Linked DNA regions of Homo sapiens: region 1 is linked to region 2. Evidence: chromatin loops called from intact Hi-C (ENCODE). Cell type or tissue: Panc1. All regions are shown on one strand. Links, peaks and the distances in the headings refer to the core of each region. The heading gives the core; the rest is flanking DNA.

What was found. Hi-C counts contacts between places; a loop is a spot of excess contacts. Peaks named below come from ENCODE experiments on the same cell type or tissue, not always from the same donor. Only the 100,000 strongest peaks of a DNase experiment are listed, where the experiment ranks them.
Region 1: a loop joins it to region 2, with 10 times the contacts of the local background. A loop is called at or near these places in 101 of 110 quality-filtered maps.

Annotation. Positions count from the first base shown.
Region 1 is chrX:150,766,004-150,777,048 of GRCh38, reverse strand. CD99L2 (CD99 molecule like 2) reads left to right here. Exons shown (of 11, transcript NM_031462.4): 9 at 756-875; 10 at 6,680-6,745; 11 at 7,948-10,713. The coding sequence ends at 8,015. Among named protein-coding and RNA genes, the nearest start is that of MTMR1, 78 kb to the right of the region's middle. RefSeq lists enhancers at 4,090-4,635, 4,636-5,183 and a silencer at 9,252-9,361. In Panc1, for the core only: no CTCF peak of the experiment used is centred there; a DNase peak (open chromatin) is centred at 4,708.
Region 2 is chrX:151,078,139-151,089,183 of GRCh38, reverse strand. No RefSeq gene overlaps it. Among named protein-coding and RNA genes, the nearest start is that of MIR4330, 85 kb to the left of the region's middle. In Panc1, for the core only: a CTCF peak has its summit at 6,643 (motif pointing right); a DNase peak (open chromatin) is centred at 6,673; H3K4me3 peaks cover 1,037 bases.

The DNA of each region.
Region 1 (11,045 bases), core at 3,353-5,852, 310 kb after region 2:
ATTCAGTGAAAGGCTGATCAAGGACTCAAAAGAATGCAACCTTTTGTCTCTTTCTCTTATCTCCCTATGACCTGGAAGCACCCCACCTCTACCCCTGCTTTGAGTTGTCCCACCTTTCTGGACCAAACCAATGTACGTCTTACACATATTGATTGATGTCTCATGTCTCCCGAAATGTATAAAATCAGCTGTGCCCCCGCCACCTTGGCGCGTGTCGTCAGGACCTCCTGAGGCTGTGTCATGGGTGTGTCCTTAACCTTGGCAAAATAAACTTTCTAAATTGATTGAGGCCCATCTCAGATATTTCACAGCAGCTACAAGGAGACATAGTGCTGACCCACTCTGGTCTCAGAGTTGGCCTTCCCCTGAACGTTTCCAATAGATAATCATGAGGCCAATAGAGGGGTGTAGCCATTTGAAGGAAGGAAGCATGAAGATTGGGGTGCCGGGGGAAGTAGCCCAGTGGGAAGCCTGCAGGGCGTCAGTCACAGAGAGCTCTGCACCATTTCCGTGTCTCCCTTTCAAGCTCCTCAAAAGTGAAGCCCTTACAGAAAACGAGAAGTCCTAGGCAAATCCAAGGGGCACCATGTCTTTGTAATGCCGTAGATCTGTGTGGCATGGCCCTCTCCTGCTGGCTTGGGGGTTGGGGGCGTCTAGTAGTTTGGTGCTAGAGGAGAAGCAGGCTCCCAGGCTGCTCCCTGCGGTGCTTTGTCTCTGACCTCACCTGTCCTCATTTCTCCCCCTTCTTCACGCAGGCATGGTGGCAGAGCCTGGCACCATTGCCGGGGTGGCCAGCGCCCTGGCCATGGCCCTCATCGGTGCCGTCTCCAGCTACATCTCCTACCAGCAGAAGAAGTTCTGCTTCAGCATTCAGCGTAAGTGCAGCCACCCACTCGTGGCTAGGAACCAGCTGGCAAGGTCTTTGGAGGGAAAGGGGCCAGGACAGATCCAGATCCCTCCACAGCCTGCCTGAGACCCACTCCCAAGCAGACTTCCTGGGACGGGGGTGGAGGCAACAGTTTTGGAAATCCCTGGGGACAGATCTGGGCTGAATTAAAGTGTAAACCACCCTGCAAGAGCGCGTGGGGCTGGCCCTGATGACCTTCACCTTCCAGGGCCCCAGCTCCCAGGGGTATTTCTGTGGGGACAGAGCTCAGTGACCACTGTGATGTTTCCTTCACGTAGAATGGGAGGGACCCTGGACTGCACCCATAGCTTCAGACCTCAGCCAAGCGGATGAGGGCCTTTGGAGGCCCTGCGTCACCAGCTCCCTCCCATGCTGCTGGCTCCCTCAGGAGCAGAGGGCAGCAGTTCCTGGGGGTTTGCAAAGCACGGCCCTTATTGCTCTGGCAGTGCCCCCGTCACATCGTGAGAAGTCACTGCCTGGTGCTCTTCCCCCTACGAGCCACAAACTGTATGGAATCATTAATTGCTCCAAAGAAGTAGGAATGTGAGAGAAAGAATGGTGTGGTTCCCCCCCGACCCACCACCCTTTACTAGGTTTTTAAAAGACAGTTTTCATCTCATGCTGTAGCTGTGAGTCTGGAAGTCATAGATTAATGGAATAGTTACAAATGGAATCCTGTCTTCACCCATCGGCGCCCCACATCAGGCAGCCCTGTGGGGATGCTGTTGAGGGAACAAGACCTTGCTTGTCCCTTTTGTAAGCACAGATGGATGCTCTGTCACTGTTTGCTGAGTGGAGCGTGTCTCCAGTTCAAGGCTGGCAATTTTCAGTTCAAGTGACAGAATGTGACTCAGCTGTAGCTTGTCTCTTTCCACTCCTTCCCCGGCCCCTTTGATGCAATGGGAAGCTTAGAAGCAACCCACGTGGGTCTTTCCCTACCCTTGCTGTGGCCCTCCGCCCTTAAGTCTAGCCTGAGCTGAGCTTCCCAGAAAACTAACCTGGGTCCCAAGATGCTTTACGGAAGTCTCCAACTGTTTATTAATCTGACCATCATATTTGTTTGCTTCACTCTTGTAGAACATTCTTGACCAGGGCGACACACACAGCAGGCACAGCAGTACTGCAGGAGCACGTTGACATGTCAGTGCGCAGCCTGCGAAACTGTTCATGGCCACCCTGCTTGAGATCCCACGGACCCACCGTGGATCCGGAAGCTTGACTGTAGAGTGGCATGAGCAGGGAATGGGTCAGACAGAGTCCAGGGCTGGGGAATGGATTGTTTTTAGAGTTACCCTTTTCCCTCAAATCAAAAATCAAGGAATCCTCTAACTGGTGAAAAAGATGGGAATCCAACCTTCTAATTGCCTGGACACTGATATTTAGAAGGAGACATTGGGCGAGAGGGTCGAGTTGCATTTAGCGCGGCGGGGGAAGTTTTGCATCAGCCTCCTGGGCTGTGCCTGGAACAAGGAGCCCAGGGCAACCAGGTACATAGTCACAGCCCTTCATCTCTGACCGTGTTCTTATTGCATTTGGCAAAAAAGTAGAAGCCGCCTAATACAGGGGTTTTCTGTTCAAGAGGCCCCAAGGCTGTCCTCCGTGGGCTCTCCCTCCGGCAGGTGGATTGGAACGAGATGGGGATTCTGGGACACAGCTCAATCCACATGGCCTTCCCCACGGCCAGGGATCCTCATTTGAAACTGCTCTTTGGGCTGGGAGCTCTCCATACTCGTCTCCCCTCCCTGTTTTAGAGGAGAGGGAGCAAGGACCTGGCCAGGGACACTTTGGGAGAACAACTCAGAGCATCCCGCTTGCCAGGAGAGGAGTGAAGATTTTGGATAAGCATCCAGGTTCTCAAGGTGGCCTCTTGGGAAAAGATAAAAGCCCAGATTTAGATTAAACCAGATCTGTAGGACAAAGTTAGAACTGACTGACAGAAAAATCTTTCCTGTATGACTGACTAAACTAGTTGGTAACTAAAATGTCATTGAACGAATATTTATTATTAAAAAAAATCCTACACCCAAAGATGTCCTCAAAATGGAGGCCACAGTGGCAGGGGAGGTCCTGGTGGCTGGCTAGAGGGCTTCTCCTGTGTGGACCTTTGCTGGAGAGCTTATTTGGCTGGAAGCACCATGTCAGATACATTTTGGCCTGATTTTCTGATGATTTCCCCTTCTAGGTGGCTGGGGTGGCAAGGAGGTTTGGTTCGTAGCAACAAAGTAGTTGTGAGCTCTTTGAACGAAAAGGCTAATGCCCTGGGAGCCAAAAGGTCTCACTGGTGAGGTTTGCCAAAGCTGTATGAGTTCACTGGGGCTGCCAGAACAGAGAGTCACAAACTGAGTGGCTCAAAACAACAGAAGTTGATTCTCTCCCAGTTCCAGGGGACTCCGGATGTTCCTTGGCTTGTGGCCATATCATTCCAATCTCGGTTTATATCCTAAATCCAGAATGACCTCATCTTAACATCCTTAACTTAATTACACCTGCAAAGACCCTGTTCCTGAATAAGGCCATGTTCACAGGTTCCAGGGATGAGGACACACGCAGATCTTTTTTGGCATGGGGCGGGGCATTCTTCACTATAGCATCGTCAGCCTAATGGTGAGATGCGACAGTCCACAGTTTTCACATCCATGCCCATTACAAAACTGGGTGAGATGGCCAGGCCAAAGGATGGCTTTGAGACTTTAAAAAGCATGCTGGGTAAAAGAAACTATTTAAACTACAGGTCTGTAGTTCCTCGTAAGAGCAGTGTCCCGGGCATCGTGCGCTTGCCAGCTACCTGCCATTGCCTCTCTTCCGGGCTCTGCACATGGGTGAAAAGCCAGCCCTGTAACTCGGCCTGGCAAGGGCAGGGCCATGGATGGGGAGAGTTCTTGGGCTGAGCAGACAGGGTGGCCGGCTTGGGCCCTCTCCTGCTGGGCCCTCAGTTTCCCCATCAAGGGTATCTCGACTTCCTTCTGCTCTGGAATTAAAAAGTCAGAGGCTGGCTTGAGGCTGCTCAGGTGTCAGTAGGAACAGAGAGAGAAAAATAGGTTGATTTCCAAAGCACAAAGTGAACATCTTGATTGTATCTGTCTCTGTGGGACATTAAAATGAAAGGAAAATACATTATTTTCATGCTTATTTCCTAAAACGGGCCAGTGTGAGGTTTTGCGAATTGGATCAGCAGGCAAAGCGGGGCAGCTCCCAGGAACCCCGTCGGCCCAGTGTGTCCATCTTGGATTTCAGTGCCCTTCCCCTCCCCTCCAACCTTCCTTCTCCCATGGCGCCTTCCTGTGTGGCTGTCTCCCCAAGCTAGAGGCTGGGAGTCCTCCTGTCCCCCCACCTCATGTCCGTGCATTCCCCAGTCCTGGGATTTGTGCCACCTGTGTAGGTCTCCTCTTGAGCCACACCTCCCTATCACCATTGCCATGGCCCCTGCCAGTCCAGAGCCAAGGTCTTCTCCTCATCTCCCGTCCAAAAGGTTCCATAGACCTTTTTGCCTGTGCAGTCTCCTCCACACCTCACGCTCCTCCAGCGGGACCTGTTTTAAAATGCCTGGATCCCCCTTATGCTTCCTGCTGCCCTCAAGGTCCTGGCTGAGCCTGAGTTTGGCAGTGGAAGCCCTTCATGGTTTGGTCCCAACCACATCCTTTCCCCTCCATAGGCTTCCCAGAGGCCTTTCACTTCCCGAGGGCGCCAGGTGCTCTTCCATCCCCATCCCGGGCCTCTGCTGTCCCCCGTCCTGACCTAGCTCCTCTCGCCCTGCAGGCCTGGAGCAGCCTCTCCCAGCCTGTGGTCCTACAGCGCCCCCTGCTGACCTCACCTGGTGCTCATGGGGCGGGATTGGGCCGGTTGGTTTCTGAGTGTGCGACTCCCAGCTCGCCTTGCCCCCTCCGTGATCAGGAGTCTCTGGACCGTCCATTCCGTGGCGGGGCTGCGTGTACATCATGTCCCTGGCACCTGGCCCGGGCCAGAATCAGGAGGAGTCCCGCAGACGTTTGTGGGGTGGCTGAAAACACTGAGAAGCTGGGGGTTGGGCCTCCTGTCCCCACTCTTTCCCCTGAGTCTCAGCCACTGCCACATGGAGATGGCGGTAGAGGGGACCGGGGTGCAGAACACCAAGCTCTGGGGAGACAGCAGGAGGTGGCTGCGAGGAAGGCCTGCCCCCACCACTGTGGCCCTCAGGTGCTCTCGGCCTCTGCTGCTGCCAAAAGGCCCATGCTGGGGACCCTTGGCTTCCCTTGCCTTTGCCCTCAGTGTGGAAAGCCCGCATGTTTGCTGTCAGGAGCGCTCTTACTCCAGGGATTCTAAGCTTTGTGTCTTGCCTTCAGATGCAGCAGCAGGTCAAGGTAACGCTGCTTTGCCTTCCTCACTTTCCTTTTGCTTCAGCCTTGATGCTTCCTCATTCGCCCCCTGCTCTGGCGCTTCCTTGCCGCTCTTCTCCCTCCTGCTTCCCTGGCACTCACCGACGTGGCTGTAACCAGGACCATCTTTAGCTTACCCTGATGCGTGTGAGAGGATGCCACCTGCCAGACACTCTGTCCCCAGGCTGGATGTGGCAGGGGTGGGGGGAGAGTTGAGGTGCCATGGTGAGGACTCAGGTGCCCACTGGTGGTCATGCCTGGGGAGCACATAGAGGGCCACCCACAGGAAGGAGACGATCCAGCGCCCACTGGGTTGGCAGCTAGCAGTGATCACGAGGCTCAGGGTGTGTCTCCTGGCCCCCACCTGTCAGCTGGGAAGGTGCACCTGGGGCAGCTTCCACTGCACTCATCACCTGCCCCGCTCTGCGTGGGGCCGGCCACACCTGCCAAAGAGCAACGCCCGCATTTGCCACAGGCCCATTTGGCTCCCACCTCAAGCCCAGCAGCCACCGGGGCAGGCAGGTGGTGGGCATTCTTGTTTAGGCAAGGAGCCTGTAGCCCAGGACGATGGCTTGACTTGCACTGGTGCCTGGTCGGTCGGTCGGTCGGTTGGAACCATGCCCCAGTTTTCCCACAGACCCGGGGCTGAAGGGTTCCAGTCCCTGTGCTACGCAGGGATGAGACACAGACTCTTGACTCTCTGCAAGCAGCAGCAGGGGTGGGGTCCACTCTAAGAACTTGAACACTGGCCCTTGCTGGCGGGAGGGAATGCTTGGTACAGTCCCCGAATCCCTCTTGTAACAGGTGTAGAGAAAGCCTAGATAACTAACTAGACTGAAGCAGCTGCTGGTGGGCTGGCCCCTCCAAGCTCAGGTGGACACAGCGGTTATTCCTGCTGCTGGGAGGAGCAGTTGGCCTCCGCGCGGGTGTTGCTGGGAGGCTGCATGTTGGCAGGAGGCTTTGCTGCATCTACATGCTGAGCCCCACTCAGCCATCCGCCCCTCCCTGCCCTGCATCCATCAATCACTCATAGCGATTGGCTCCCTGGCCCCCGGGCCGCACACGCACACGGACCTGTGGATGGTGCTGAGCCCTGCCATCGGGCGCCCCCTCCACTGGGCGGAGCTGCCGTCTTGACGCGGTGGCAGCTGCCCTATGAGGATGGAGTGCCGGAAGCCTTCGCTGCATGTCGTTGTTATTTCTGAGGACGATGATGAGAACTCCTGGGCAGTGAATTCTGGGACGAACAGTCTTCATCCGGATAAGGATGTTCAGGTGGCTCAGGGTGCAGGGTTTTGAGTTCCCCAGGGGAGCTGTGCTGCTTTTTTAGCTGCAGAGGACTTGGTCAGGAGTTCTCAGTCACGATTGGGGACCCTTAGGTCCTGTGCGCATCACTAACTCTGCCCTTTTCCCTTTGCAGAGGGTCTCAACGCAGACTACGTGAAGGGAGAGAACCTGGAAGCCGTGGTATGTGAGGAACCCCAAGGTGAGAACTTTGTACTCACTGTCCCTTGCTGACGCTTTCCTAGTTGGTCCCAGCACTGAGCAGAACTGTGCTAGAGAAGCAGGGAAGCACAGAGGCGTCTGCTTCTAGAATGTCCGGCCAGAGCAAAAGCCTGCCCTGATGAGCCTGCCTCCCAGTTTCAGGAGCCCAAAGATGCTGGGGTGACAGCCAGGGCCATCTGCTGCCATGCCTGTGACTTCTGGGCATTGCGGCTGCTCGGCCCCTGCCCTTGATTCGTCCGTCCGAGCCAGAGCCCCAGGCACCTCTGCTCCCCATCAGCGAATACAATTACATCCTGAACAGAGCCATGGGGAAGCTTTTCACCTAGACCTAGAACTTTTCCCTTTGCAAATTGCCACAGGCAAGAGGGAACTTGGGTAAAACCCAGACCCTATTGTCAACACCTGTGCCCCTCCCTCCCCCTTCTGTGGTCATCAAGCACTTTCTGGATTCAGGAGCTGTTGGCAATTTGAGGTCGCATAAGTTCAGGCCACAGGCCTAGAGTGCCCAACTGCTCGAGGCAGATATGACCTGTGCCCACGGGATGCCAATGAGGAGGTCCGGAAAGGCTTGCTGGGGTCGGGGAGCAGCCGAGGCCTGGTGGCGCAGGCAGGGAGACTAGGACAGCTCAGGCGAGTGTTGCCAGTGGAACTACAGTGCAGCAGCCGTGGGGACTGGGCCTGGGAGACCAGGAGGGGCTCAGCCTGTGTGGTGTGTACTGGGAGCCAGGTGCCCTACAATGCTGCTGAAGACGGGTGGCAGTGCTGCACCAAATGAACTAAAATAGGCCTGGGTTCAGATGTGGAAAAATGGATTCCGCTGTCGCATCCACTGTCATGAGCTTTGCCACGGTTAGCCACCACGAGGCCAGCATCTGTGTGGGCAGGTGCTAGGTTGAGCCCTTTGTTTAAAATAACCCTTCCAGCAGCGCTGGCAGGAACACGCTCATTTTTTAGGTGAGGAGATGGAGGCTGAGCTGTTTCCAGAGCCTGTCCAGCTTTCTCTTTCTCTCCCCTTGACCGGCCCAAAACTGCTCCCAGGCTCAGGAGGGAAGGTTGCTAAGCGGCCCCCCAGGGGATACAAAGGGAAACCCAGTTCTGTTCCCAGCACGGGCTTGCTGCTGTATTTGCTTCTTCTGTGCAAGACAGAGCAGAATTCCTTCTGACGGCCTCTTTTTCCCCTAGTGAAATACTCCACGTTGCACACGCAGTCTGCAGAGCCGCCGCCGCCGCCCGAACCAGCCCGGATCTGAGGGCCCTGTCCAGCTGCAGGCATGCACAATGGTGCCACCGCTTGTCACCCGGCTCCCCCCACCCCTTCATTTGGACCCGCAGCTGCTGTGCTGCTCTGTGCCATCGGCTCCTTGTTGGTCTGAGTTTCCCGGATGAGCTCTGGGTGTTTGTGAGTTTGGTTTCTCTGCCCTGCCCCAAGCGTGCTGAGACTTGGTGCCGAAATTCAAGAGCCAGCTCTGATAGAAAGCCAGCACCAGCCTCGGGAGCTGCTGAGCCACCAACTCCCAAAGCCAGCCTGCCTCCAGCTTTACTGAGCACAGGATGCGGGGGCCAAGATGATGCTGAGGCCTGATGACATTTATGCTTAGGGGACAAGAGTTTGAACTCAAGGGACTGTGACCCCTGCACACTGGAGTGGCTCATTGTGGCAGGTTTCTGCCAATAGACAGCCCCTGACAGTGGCCTCAAGGAGCTGCAGGTGGGGGGCTCAGCCTGCACCCACTTGGAGCCCCTGCAAGGAGCGAACCGGTCAGCACCAAGTAACACCACACACACGCAGCACCCAGGATGATGGTTTCACTTCAGTCTTCCCCATCCCAGGTTTTATGTTGCTGGGCTTCCGGAGAGCCGGTCCAAGCGGAGGCTTTCAGTGATTTAAGTACAAACATGCATCTCGTGATAGTCCTGCCTTGAGAGCTTAGGAATCTTCCGGATAAGTATGAAGCAATTCGTAGGCCTGTTTCCCATCTGATTCCATAGGGGGCTGGGTGTGGCCTTCGGGTTGACATGAGAAAGGTCTTTAGCAATCATTTCTGCACCGGAGATGAGTTTTATCCTGTGTTGGGGAGAGGTGCTCACCCTCCACCCTGTGTCCCTGTTTTGGTAGCAAGAGTGACCGATGTCAAGAACGAGCATCAAAGCCAGAATCCTGCTTGTTTGCTTAAAAATGTAATTGGGGGCGGCGGGGGAGGAGAGGGGAAAGAGACATTCGCTTGGTTTAGTGAAACGCAGGTGACTTTGTAGCTCTGTGGTCAGCCTACTTGTCTGCTCTGAGGGAGAGTGCGTGGGGAGCCATGCTCACCGTGGCAAACACAGGAACCCCATGACTCGCCCCTCACCTGGCGTGGAGCTGCCTGGTTTGGGCTGGAGCAGAGCTGGTTTCCTGGAATGTTCCTTTGGCCCACATATGGTTCTGTCCCGGTGAGCTCTGTTGTCAGAGGCTCACGGGACAGAACCACATGCTAGGGTCTAGGGCCCCTGTCTACTGATAGTCAGTTTGCTGTGTCAGAAAGCACTTCTGAAAGCAGATATGAGTCACCAGACAGGCAGGATCTTACAAAACTCACGGGCCTCTTTGGTCTGCATGATGGCCCCATGCGTTTCATAGGCTGTCCACTGAGCGGGATTGTCTGCTGAGTGGGATGAGCCAACTCCAGTTTCTTAAGGAAACCACTGGAATCTGCAGCCCCCACATGCATCTGTCTAACGCATGCCTCGTGTTCGTTTTGCAAACATGCCTGTGGTGGAGGGTGGTCAGTTGTAGCCCTGTGCGTCTCAAGGCTGCCTTGTGAGGCCATTCCCAGTGCGTGCCCTTGAGCTCCTTACCACCCCTTTTCCTGCTCGGCCCTTTAATCCCTGACAGACCTGGACTGTGTGGCTGAAGGGGGACCTGCAGCACTGCAGAAATGCCTCTGCGTGGTGCCATGAAGGAAAGAAACCTTGGCCTGGTCTCGAGAAGCTTCCCATGCTTCAGGAAGTTAGTAAGGGTGGGGTGGCTTGCAGGATTGGCCTGTTTCCAGGGCCTCCCACACTCATTGGCCAGATTGTGAACTTTGTCAGGCTTGTCCCTCCCTGATACCAAGTATGTCGAGAACCGATGGCCCCACCCTCTGGCTGGTGCTGGGCCGGAGGTGGCTATGGAGGATTTTGGCATGCGTGGCCTGTCGCCACCTGGACAGCGTGACCTCAGGGGTTGTCCACTTTACCTTTATGGTGAGGCCTGTCGGATGGCTAAGTCCTTGAAACCCTAGAGCTGTGACGTAGAATATGTGCTGTCTGTGAGACCGTGTTCCCAGGAGCACTGACTGCAGTTGAGAGAGACCCATTTTGCTCTCCCTTACCGCCCCCCGCCCCGGGTGCTTTCTGCACAAAGCCTAGAGCCTGGCACTCAAGCCCACCGGTGGCAGCTCCTAGTGACTGGACATGCCTGGAAGACCCCTCAGCCTTCTGTTTGCAGAACGTTCATTTCAGGAGCTTCTCCTTCCCACAGACATCTTACACTTGCTCGACACTGCCACCTGCAGAAGCCTGGCGGGCTCTGGTCACCATGTGTCTATCTGAAGGTTGCACTGGCCAGCATGGGCCTGTCCCAAGCGAGAGGGGAGACACAGTGGACTGAAAGGACTGGTTGAAAGTGGCCAATCTCTATCAGCTTAATTTGGCAGAGAAAATTTGTAACAACTCTGAGCACATGCTGGGTGAAGTCACAGCTCAAGGAAAGATAAAGCTGGGCGGAAGGAGGTGTGCGTGGCTTCTGGGGTGGGACCCAGAGGGGAGGCTCTGGGACAGGGGCTGGGGTTCAGTGCCAGGGCCCTGAGGAAGAAATGGGGACTGATCTCAAAATTCCAGAATTCCCTGTACATCTGTTCACGTGCTTGTGTCCAGGTGTGACTTGTAAACTGTCTAGTGTTTGCATTAAATAAAATGGCACCGAGCAGATTCTTGTCTTCTGATGGTGTTAAGGCACGCCCTTGGTCAAGTGTTGCCACTTTTCCCTAAAGTAAGTAATTTATGATGCAGAGCTGCCCTCCTCCCCCTCCCCCCGCCCCGCCCCCAGCTGAAGGTATTTCTCGAGAAGCTTAGAATTCTTGCATTTACCCCTCAGTGACTGGCTCAGTGTCAGGACTTCCAAGGGTGACTCCTCACCGTACAAGCAGCTAAGGCCAGGGGATGTGGAGCGACCAATGTCCTGGGGTTAGAGAGGGCAGAGGCAGGAGCAGAGTGCTGCGGGGCCGCTCCCGGGCTACATGGGTTGCGCAGTCCGGGGCCTG
Region 2 (11,045 bases), core at 5,320-7,819:
TGGCTAGACTTGGGGTGGTTATAGTGGATATTGAGAGAAATTGGTGAACTTGAAATACACTATTTTGGAAGTAAAATTGTCAGAATTAGGTGATGAATTCGATATGGTGGAGATGGAGACAGCAAGAATGACACTTGGATTTCTGGCTCTGCAATTGGATGAATGTGGTACTATTCATTGATATAGGGAACACTGAAGGAATATAAGGAGAAAGAGTAGGGAGGAAGATCATGAGTTTGATTTTGAGCATGTTAAGTTTGAAGGGCTTTTGTGATATCCAAGAGGACATGTGTTCATCAAACCATAAGTTTATGGGTCTGGAGCTCACAGGAGAGGTCTGGGCTGGAGGTATAGGCTTGAAAGTTGTCTATGTACAGGGATGACTGAAGCCATAGATGGCTGAGACTGAAAATTTAGAGTAAACACTAGGAAGAGGAGAAGGTCTTAGGCTGTAACTTAAGAAACTCTTTGTTTAGAGGTTGACTAAAAGAAGACCCTGCAAAGGAGCAGTTGGAGCAATAGAAGACAAACCAGAAGAGTGCTGGGGACTGGAAGTCAAGGACAGAGCGGGTTTCAAAAAGAAGGCATGTGAGCGAAGAAAGATAAGGATCAAAAGTGACCAAGGGATTTGGTGACACAGAGAGCCTTGGAACCTTAACAGAAACTGTTTTAGTGACATGATAGAAAAGGAAGTCAGATCAGAGTGAGGTGAGGAATGTGTGGGAAGTAAGAAAAAGGAGACAGCAAGTGCAGACAAGATTGTTGGCAGTTTTGATTGGGAAAAAATGACTCATATACATACATATTGATGAAGCTTATACAGAGAAAAGCACAGGGAAGATATGGGCTTGGACATGGAGACCTTAACCATGCTGGGATGAGGGAGTGTGGAGTGAGGCATCAGATTTCAAAAAAGTCGGCATAGAAGTGCACTATGAAAAAAGAGTTTTGGTTTGAGACAGGATGTGGTACCCAGTTGATTGTGTTTGAAATGACACTTTTTTTTTTATTCATGTGTTTATCCAACAAATATTTATTGAGTGCCTACTCTGTGCCAAGCTATTCTAGAACTAAGGATACATCACAGAACAGAACAAGCAAAAGCCTCTCTTCTTACAGAGCTGGTGCTCTGGTTGGAGAAGACAAACGGTAAGTAAGTAAAAGATAGAGTATGCCAGATGATAAGTGCTACGGAGAAACTGGAAAGGGAGCAGGAGCACAGTTTTAAATCGAGTGGGTCAAAGAAGGACTTTCTAAGAAGGTGACATTTGAGCAAAGACTGGCATATGATTAGACAAAGAGTGTTCGAGCCAGAGCGATCAGCAAATGAGATCACATGAGGCAACAGTGTGTCCAGCGTGTTAGAAGGAAACCAAGGAAGCTGGTATGGCTAGAGTGTGGTGAATAAGAGGGAAGTGAAGAGAGATCTGTCACAAAGGAGACAGTGAGCCATATCAGGTAGGCCATTGTAGGAACTTTGATTACGTCGTTGAAGGACTTTCCATAATCTGGCTTATGCTCTGAAAGGACCCTTCTGGTTGCTGGGGTAGGAATAGATGATGGAGTGAGAGATGCAAGGGCAGAAGCAAGGAGACCATTTAGCAGATTAGTAGAGTAACCCAGGCTAGGACTGATGGTGGCTGGTACCAGGGTGGTGGTCATGGAGGTTGTGAGAAGTGGTCAGAATCTGGATATACTGTGAAATTATTAAAGTCAACAAACTGTGTTGGATTGGTCAATGGATTGACAAGTCAATGGGTTGGCTGTAATAAGTGAGGAAAGAGGCAAAGACTTCAAGGTCTGGGGGCTTGATCAAATGGAAGAACAGAGTTGCCATTTACTAAACATACAGCAGTAGCATGTTTGGGAAAAATACCAAGAAAGTGTTTGGCGTGGATCTGTTCTTTGAGACGCTACCAGACAACCCAGTGATGGAGTCAAAGAGGTAGCTGCAGACAGAAGTCTGGAGTTCAGGGGAGACTTCTGGACTGAAGATAGGCATTTGGGACACAGCAGCATTGGGTTGTATTTAAACTCAGGAGATTAGGTGGGATCACATAGAACATAGTAAGGGAAGAGCACAAAGACTGGTTGCTGGAGTCTTTCAAAATTAAGAGGACAAGGTTTACACCCAGAAGAATTGGAAACAGGGATTCAAATAGGTATTTGTATACCAATGCTCATTGCTGCATTATACACAGTAGCCAAAAGATAGAAACAACTCAAGTATATATCAACAGATGAATGAATAAGAAAAATGTGGATATACATACATTATTCAGAAACAAAAGGTCGAGTAACGATCCACACTGCAACATGGATACACATGAAAAACATGATGTTAAGTGAAATAAGCCAGTCACAAATGATCACATATTATTATATGATCCCATTCATATGAGGTCTTCAGAATTGGCAAATCGATAGACATAGAAAGTAGAATGGGAATTAATAAGCACTTTTATCAGAGGGGGGAGGAGATGGAGAGTTATTGCTTAAAGGGTATAGGGTTTCAGTTTAGGATCATGAAAATGTTCTGGAGATGAACAGTGGTAATGGTTGCACAACACTGTGATTGTAATTAATGTCACTGAACTATATATTTAAAATGGTTACAATGGCAAATTTTATGTTTTATATATTTTAGCACAATAAAAAATGTAAAAAAAAAAAAAAGAGGAAAAGTTACAGGCTGATGAGGAGGAGCCAGCAAAGGATACTGAAGAGAAATAATCTGTAAAGTACCAGGAAAAACCAGGAGAGAGGAGTGTTCTGGAAGCCATTGAAGGGTGTTTCAAAGGAAAAAGGAGTGAGCAACCGTATCAAGCGCTGCTCAAAACTCAAGTAAGATGAAGACTGACATTTCACCATTGATGATCCTCATCAAACAAGTTCATTCTAAAATGCTGCTCATCTGCTTGTCATTTCAACGGAAACATGAGCCATCATTTGTTTTTACCCTGAGTTAGTAATCTGAGTCAATTCAATGCTTCCAAAGCCTTCTTCACCCTTTCATATCTACACACTTTTGCGAGGGATTTGGAATTAGCCATAGTGGAAATCTCACCTCTCCCACTGATGAGCCATGTGACCATATAACTTTGGGTAAGCCACTTCTCTGAGCCTGTGAGTTCTTCTCCATGGTAAGTAGGCCCCTCTTTTGCACACTTGCTATGTGGATGGACCTCTCTGAGTGGTCAAAAACTGTGAAGATATTTGCATCTCATGTGAATGCTCAACAAAGGGGAAAAGCCCCTTATAAAACCATCAGATTTCATGAGAACTCACTAACACGAGAACAGCATGGGGGTAACCACCCCCATGATTCATTTACCTCCACCTGGTCCTGCCCCTGACACGTGGGGATTATTACAATTCAAGGTGAGATTTGCATGGGGACACAGAGCCAAACCATATCAGTAGCCATAGGCTCAATGACATTAACCACTAGAATGTGACCACCTTGGTTTGAGGTTTTGTTCTGTCACTTCTGTCTACGATCCTGGGCAAGTTACTTGATTTCTGTAGGCCAAAATTCCCTCATCTATAAAATGAACATTGTAATAAATACCTAGCTCATGGTATCATGGGGATAACTAATAATAGTACAAAATACTTTGTGGTACTTACTCTATGTCAAGCCCTTCGCAGGTATTTGAATCTGTGATCCTCATGACAACTCTATGAAGTTGGGACATTCTATCAATTTGGACACCGAAGTGTGGAATAAGTGGTTCACCCAAGGTCACCCAACCAGTCAGTGGCAGTGATCCAATTCAAATACAGGTAGTCTAACCGTAGAGCCAGAACAGTTAGCCCAACTCTTGGCAGCCTCCACCTGAGAAGGTGTATGCAGCATGCTCAGCAATATGGCTAGTACATATAAAGTGCAGTCAATGCTGTTTGTTGGTATAGTAAGGGTCAAATGACACTGACTGAGTCTGACCTGAGGGCAGAACAAGAGACTGAACACACATCTCAGGTGATTCTGGAGCACTCCAAGGTGGCTGAGAAAATTTGGTAGGGGAATGGGGTGAGTGACTACTTGAGGCATCTGGGTTGATGGGGTCATAGGTCCAAGGTCTCTGATTTGTGGCACAACCCTGGAGGAGTCCTGAGGTTAAGCTTTCTGACATCCTGGAAGAATAAGATATGGCATCAGTAATTAGTTTGTTTTAGAAGAAACATATATATTTCTTGCACATTAATATTTCTGAACTGAAATTCAGACCCATACTCATGAGAGTTGAGAACCTCTGGTCTAGCAAATATAAGGCAAAGATGTTTTTCTCAGCTCCCTCTTCCCCCTCTGAGCCAAGAGCTCTAGGATGCCAAATGGTATGGCTGGGCCCTGTGGTCCCTGAGGCAGATCCAGGACCAAGGGAGATAGCCTCAGGTGGGCTCCTCCAGGAGGCAAGAGCAGAATCCCCTTTACTTGGGAGCTGGACCTGGTACCTTCATACTCCCACCATGAGCTGCTCTGCTGCCCTGGAACCACTGATTTATGCCCTTTCCCTGGCATAAACCCCTGTGTCACTTGCACCCTCTGTTTTCCCAATTGTTTTCCCATTTCTAAATGGCTGGCATCCTCTATCATTACCTGACCCCCAGCTTGAAGCAGACGGCACAAAGTTAATAAGTGACAGACAAAAAGCAAAGCTACTCAGCTCTTATTTTGCATCCACACTTCCCCAAAAGAAAGGTCTTCAAACAGGAAAGACTAGAGTGATTCTCAATCAGTAGAGGTACAATCTACTGGGAGCCCAGAGAAGGAGATTTCCCCAGGCAGTATTCGGAAAGGGGCATGTAGGTTTCATGAATGTCACAGTTACTGGTGTTGCGGAATGTGCTGCTGGCATATAGAGGGTAAGGGCCAGACATGTTATAAGTCCTCCAAAGACCTTACAATGGGGAATTCTCCCACCCAAAATGCCAGTAGCATTTTGTTGAGAAACACTAAAACAAGCTTAGTAGAAAAGGAGTTCTACTCCAGAAGACAGTGGATGGCTAGAGTCCTCAAGGCCCATGCAGCAGCAGGACCGCCAGGGTAGGGGTGCACTGAAGGTGTTAGAAGACAGGGGTTAAAGTGGTACATGGTGGGGGCTGGTATGAATTGGGTGGACAATGAGGCAGGAGGGGCTGATAAACCCATAAGAGGGGCAGAGGGCATAGCATGGACAAAGAGTGTGTGGCTCTGTGAGGACCAAAAGACTGATGTCAATGGGAAGTTGGAGAATGAGGTAGCAAGCAGGGTCTGGGGCACTAGTGCCTTTGTAGGTCATGGAAAGGAGTTTGCACTAGATCTGAGTGGCCATGAAACCTGTGGGGGAGGGGGAGATCATGAGGTCAAATTTGAACACAGTGAGTGGGTGTTGGTTATGGGACATCCATGTGGCAATGCCCCCATAGCAGTGGAGTATATGGTTCTAGAGCTCATGAGAAAGGGCACAGCTAGAGGTAGGGGTATCAGTTCAGGCTGCACACAGTGGCAATTCAAGTCCTGGGTGTGGACAAGCTTGGTGGTAAGGCAGTGTGGGAAGAAACAAGGGAAGGAGTCCAGAACAGAGACCCACCTGAGGGACAGACAATCCTACAGTGGAGAGAGAGGTCATGGGAAAGCCAAGAGAGGGTGGTGTCCTGGAAGCCTGCAGAAGACAGCTTTCAGAAATTGAAGAGGAGCCATAGGCCAGAGCGGTCAAAAGGTCTCAGAAGACAGAGGTTCTTTGAGTCTAGAGGCAGGGCCCAGAACCCAGCAATGTGCCTGGCACAGAAAAGGTGCTCCAGATTTGTGGAATGAGGGGATTAATGCTCCGACATTCCTTATCAATAAACAGCACAGGCAGCAGCACCTCACATATTTGTTTGCCACAGGGCACCCCTAAGGTGTACTGGGCCCCTGTCTATATAGACTATTTGAGTTACCAAAATCCGTGTGTCGGTACCAGCCTGATGACCTAATCTGTCTCGCTCCTATGAAAGAAATACCTTGCTGGCCAGTGGGAGCAATCTTTTTTCCCAAAAACACCCTCAGCAGAGGCCAAGCATGGCGCCCTGGGATGATTCCCATAGGTGGGAGTCCTGGAGCTTCTCAGGATATCTGACTGCAGGGGGTCAGGTGGAAAATAGAGGACTGAAGGGAGCCCAGAGAAGGGAAACCAGTACCAGGTTTCATGCAGGTCCGTAGTCTGGGCTTGGGGTTACCTTCTGGTCGGTCCAGAGGTTCCAGGAGCTGGTGGGGAGCTTCCTGCTTAGAAGGCACTGGAAAGCATGGGGCCCCTGAAACACGGGGCTTGCTCAGGCTCAAGGGCAATAATGACCGCCCAATCACCCTGTGAAGTGAGTGCTATTGCTCCCATTGAACAGTCCACATAGCTGAGACTGGGAAAGGGAAAGTCAAACTGTGACTCTATGTGTAGAAAGATCCCCAAGAGATGGTCAGAAAGGGGCTGTGGACGAGAAACCGATTGCAGCCAGGAGAGGGGAGCTGCGGGAGCTGCTGCGCTCTCTTGGAGCCTCGCTCTTCACCGCCTCCCTATACCCACCTCCCTCTCCTGACGCCCTCCAACCTTCACTCCCCACGCGCCCCGCCCCACGTGAAATAAATTCCAAGACCGCAGCGCAGCCTGCAGTGCTTAGGCTGACCACAGGGTGGCGGGCGCCCCTGCGCTGCCGCCCGCCGCATTTGTATTCTGAGCGAGCCGCCGCGTGCATTATTAAAGTCCGGACTCTGCGTGCTTTCCTGCGTCGGCGTCCTCTGCGGAGCTGGCTCAGCGCAGCGGGAGAAACTGGCTTCTGGCTAAGCCGCAGTCCCTCGTGTCCTGGCTGGAAGGCCCCAGAAGTCACCTGGCCTCTCCTTACTGAGGGATGGCACCCAGAGGGGGACAGGGCCTTGCTCAAGGCCACGGCGGTGCAGCCAGGACCAGAAGCCCGGTCTCCTGAATACTGACCCTATACACAATTCTGGATGTCCCTGGAACTGCACGATGGACTTAAGGCTTGCAAAGGCCCTCCAACTAGCCCTTTCCCTGGAGTTTGCTGCCACTCTCACCCCCAAGCTTCCGAGGTACGCTGCTTCCTCCCCCTCCAGAAAGCCTCCTGCCCAGGTGTACCTACAGACCCCCTTTCCTGAGCTCCTCCATGGGGGCGGGGGTAAGAGGCTGCAATCTTCTCACATTTCTGTTCAGAGCACGCCAGGAAAGAAAGATGAGAGAGCCTTCTCCATTCTCCTTCTGTGTGTCCTGAAGTCTTCCAGAGACTGCCATTAATAACAGGCAGCTTCTGAAGGCAGCTAGGCAGTCAAAGAGCAGTAAGCCTTCCTTCCCACCTGTCTTCCAGGCCAGGAATCCGACCCCTGCTCCCCAAACAGACCCCCACGTCCTTGGACCCAGATTCCCCCACAGCTGTGAAGGATTTTTCATGTTTAGCCTCACTCTGGGAGCAGCAGCCTCTCCTTAGGGTCTGCCTTTATAAGAACCTGAAGGACTAGACCCCGCGCTCACGCTTAATATACACGGCCAGCTCCAGGGGAGTTGGAAGCCAAATTGAACCCTCAGTAGCAAAAAAACATTGTCCACTTACAGCTTTAAAACCTACCCTGCTAAATTCCTGCCATTATCTTAGAGGCAGGTTTCTCAATTCAGCAGCTCAACCCAGCGAATGGGACAAGTCATCATCATTTCTCACCTGAATTACTACATTAGCTAGCTTCCACCCTTGCAGCTTTACAATCTATTCCCAGTATAGCAGCCAGAGTGATTCCATTCAAACACACGTGAGGACCCACCCCTCCTCTGCTCAAAAGCTTGCACGGGCTCCCATCTCCAACAGAGTCAAAGCCTAAGTCCTTGCCATGGCCTGCGAGGCCCTGTATGTCATCTGATGCTATCACCTTTCTATCCACTCACCCTACTCTCCTCCCTTTGCTCTCTCCCAATCAGCCACACAGGCCTCTTTGCTGTTCCGCAAACCTGCAGGCGCATGCCCGCTTCGGGGCTTTGCTCTGCCTATCTCCTCTGCTGGAATGCACCTCCCTTTGATGTCAGCTTCATCCTTCAAGGCTGCTCAAATGACATTTTCTCACTGAGGCCTTCCCTGACCACTCCATTTAATGCTCGTAACATCCCCCGCATCCTGCTCTTCTTTTTTTCATAGCACCTGCTAACATATGTACATACTATTTCCTTATTTATGATGCTATTAATATTATATGTCTCTCTCTATCTGCTGTCCCATAAACCTCAGAGGGCAGAGATATTTCTTTGCATCACTGGTGTATCTCAAGTGTCTAAACCAGCGTCAAATGAGTGAATGAATGACCATGTGCTGATTGCATCAGCAGTCCTTGGAAGCCCTAAAAGGTTATATATACTTATAACTCCCTACCCTTGTGGCTCTGGGAGAGTCAGAGCTGGTTTAGAGGAGCGTACTCTCAAGGGGCTCACAGACGGGCCTGTGAATGCTTTTAATCAGAAATTGTCTCCAGTCCTTGCCACAAACAAATGTGAATTCATGGTGGTAGAGAGGTTAATGTTGATCGGAGACTCTAAAAACAATTCAGGGGTCAAAAGCATGTCTTTTAGCCAGAAGGTGCTCCTGGAAATTCACCACCATTGCTAAAATTGTTTTTCAGTGAAAATGGACTCTAAGGTTAAAAAAAAATTAAAAGCACTTTGGTAACGCGACTCCAAATTCCTTAAAATGGCCTAAACTGAAAACATCATGATGGTCCCACTAGAAGGACCCACAACCAGTCTGACACATCATCCAATTATGTATGGGAAACTGTACTCTAACAGGACAGCTTCATCGTGAATAATGTCCAAAGGACAATTTCTAGAGCAATTGATCAACCCATATGCAATGCTTCATTGGGAGCAGATGTGCTCCTTGTTTTTCTCATTACCATGATTTACTGTCTTCTGAGCTTATTAAAGACAGAGGCTTGAGCCCACTTTGGTGTGTGTGTCCTAGGTGGGCGATGGGGGATGGATAGAATGAGGGAGGGAGACAAGAAGGGAGAACCAACCAAAGAGCTGGGGAGATTTCCACTCTGCGCTGGCAGCATGGATTCACCTGCTGGCACCCACAGCTGCCCTCATCCCAGGGGGCACCCAGTTGGCTGAACCTGGGCTGACAGGTTGATCCACTTTGTTGAGTGCTTCCCACTGGCCCCCCTTCAACACATCCACACATACACACACACACACACACACACACACACACACACACGTGCACATGTGCATGCATCCTTACTGCTACATGACTACCACCAAATGAGCACAGAAAGAGATGACATGGCTCTTGTCAGCTCCATTCAGGATATCAGGAATCTATTTCATCAAATTTAATAAGTTTGTGTGGTTTTGAATTTTCTTGTTCCACTGTCATATGAATCTAGATTTTCTTCCCCAGAGCTTGGGCTGTTTCACACATACACAGGCAAACTCACAGAAACACAGACACGTACACAGGCTTAAATACACATGCACACAGTCACACATATATACGTTTACACACACTTACACATATACACCAACACACTCATACACACACACACACACACATCACTCATAAACACTCACACCAAAAATCCCTCATGCCAATAATCCCTGGACTTTGGAAGGCCGAGGTAGGAGGATCACTTGAGGCTAGGAGTTCAAGACCAGCCTGGTCAACATAGCAAAACCCTGACTCTACCAAAGAAATATTTTTGTAATTAAAAATAAACAAAAACACACTTATTACAGGATCAAATACTGCAGGACAAAAATTACTTTTGTGGCCTAATGTTTTGGATTCTTGTATTTAAACTTTAAAAATCATGTAGTTATTATTTGAAATCTACAGATCTTGTGTCTACATGATTAGCTAAGAGACAACATTTAAGGCTGCTGTAGTTATAAACACTTTTCTCCAAAAACAGCTTGCTCATGTCTATTCCAAATAAATGAAAGACCAAATCATTTTGGTCCCTGCCACTATATTTTCTCTTCTTAACATTGTTTTTGAAGTAATAGAAATTTCTTAGTGTGTTTTATAGGAATTTTTGTGAGATGAATGTAACTTATATATCTGCTAAAAATCATCATGAGGTGAAATTGCAAAATCATTATCATTTTATCCTCCTCATTTGCTTGTATTTGAATATCATGTGGTCCTTATGTCTATGTCTTGAAGTAGTAGCCCTTTACGAATATAAATAGTCAATATTTTCTTTACAGAAGAATAAAATCAATTTAAACTGTATAATGAGTCAAAATGACCATGGGGAATAGAAGTATTTAGCTGAATTATAAACTGATATTAACCACATCTACAGTAAAACCCGCATTTTCACTCAACACTTATTGAGATACTTTCAAACTGGTCTGGTTTTAAAGGGGGAAATATTTAAATAATTTTTAATGTTGTTAATTTTAATTGAAATTAAACCAGGAGTTATCACCATCTTCAAGTTTATCAAACCCATAAAACACTGTCACAGACCCCTAAATAGGAAATGTTGGCTGAGGCTATGACACTCATTTCACAGGCAAGGACGTGTTTGAGACTTGGCTCTCCTACTACTATCCTATGGGACCCTGGTTAGATTGCTGCTTTTCTAGGCCTCTGTTTACTCAGAAGTAAAATGGGAAACATTCTCCTAGGTATCTTACAATTTTTTTAAATAATTTTAACCCAAATACGTCAACACAAAGAGCCCTGACTGCACCTAGACAGGCATGGATCTCAACAAGTGCTAAGCAGAATTTTAAAAATTGAATCACACCAAGGCACATAATCAAAAGGCTGAAAATCAGTAATAAAGGATAAATCTGAAAAACAGGAGAAAAAAATGACACATTACATGAAAAGGAACAAAGAAAATTTCTACTGATTTCCCATCAGAAACAATGCAAATCAGAAGAAAATGGAAACATGTCTTTAGCTTGCTGAAATTAAAAAATAGTCAACCAAGTCAACCTAGGCCAGGCACGGTGGCTCACACCTATAATCCCAGCACTTTGGGAGGCCGAGGTGGGTGGATCACATGAGGTCAGGAGTTC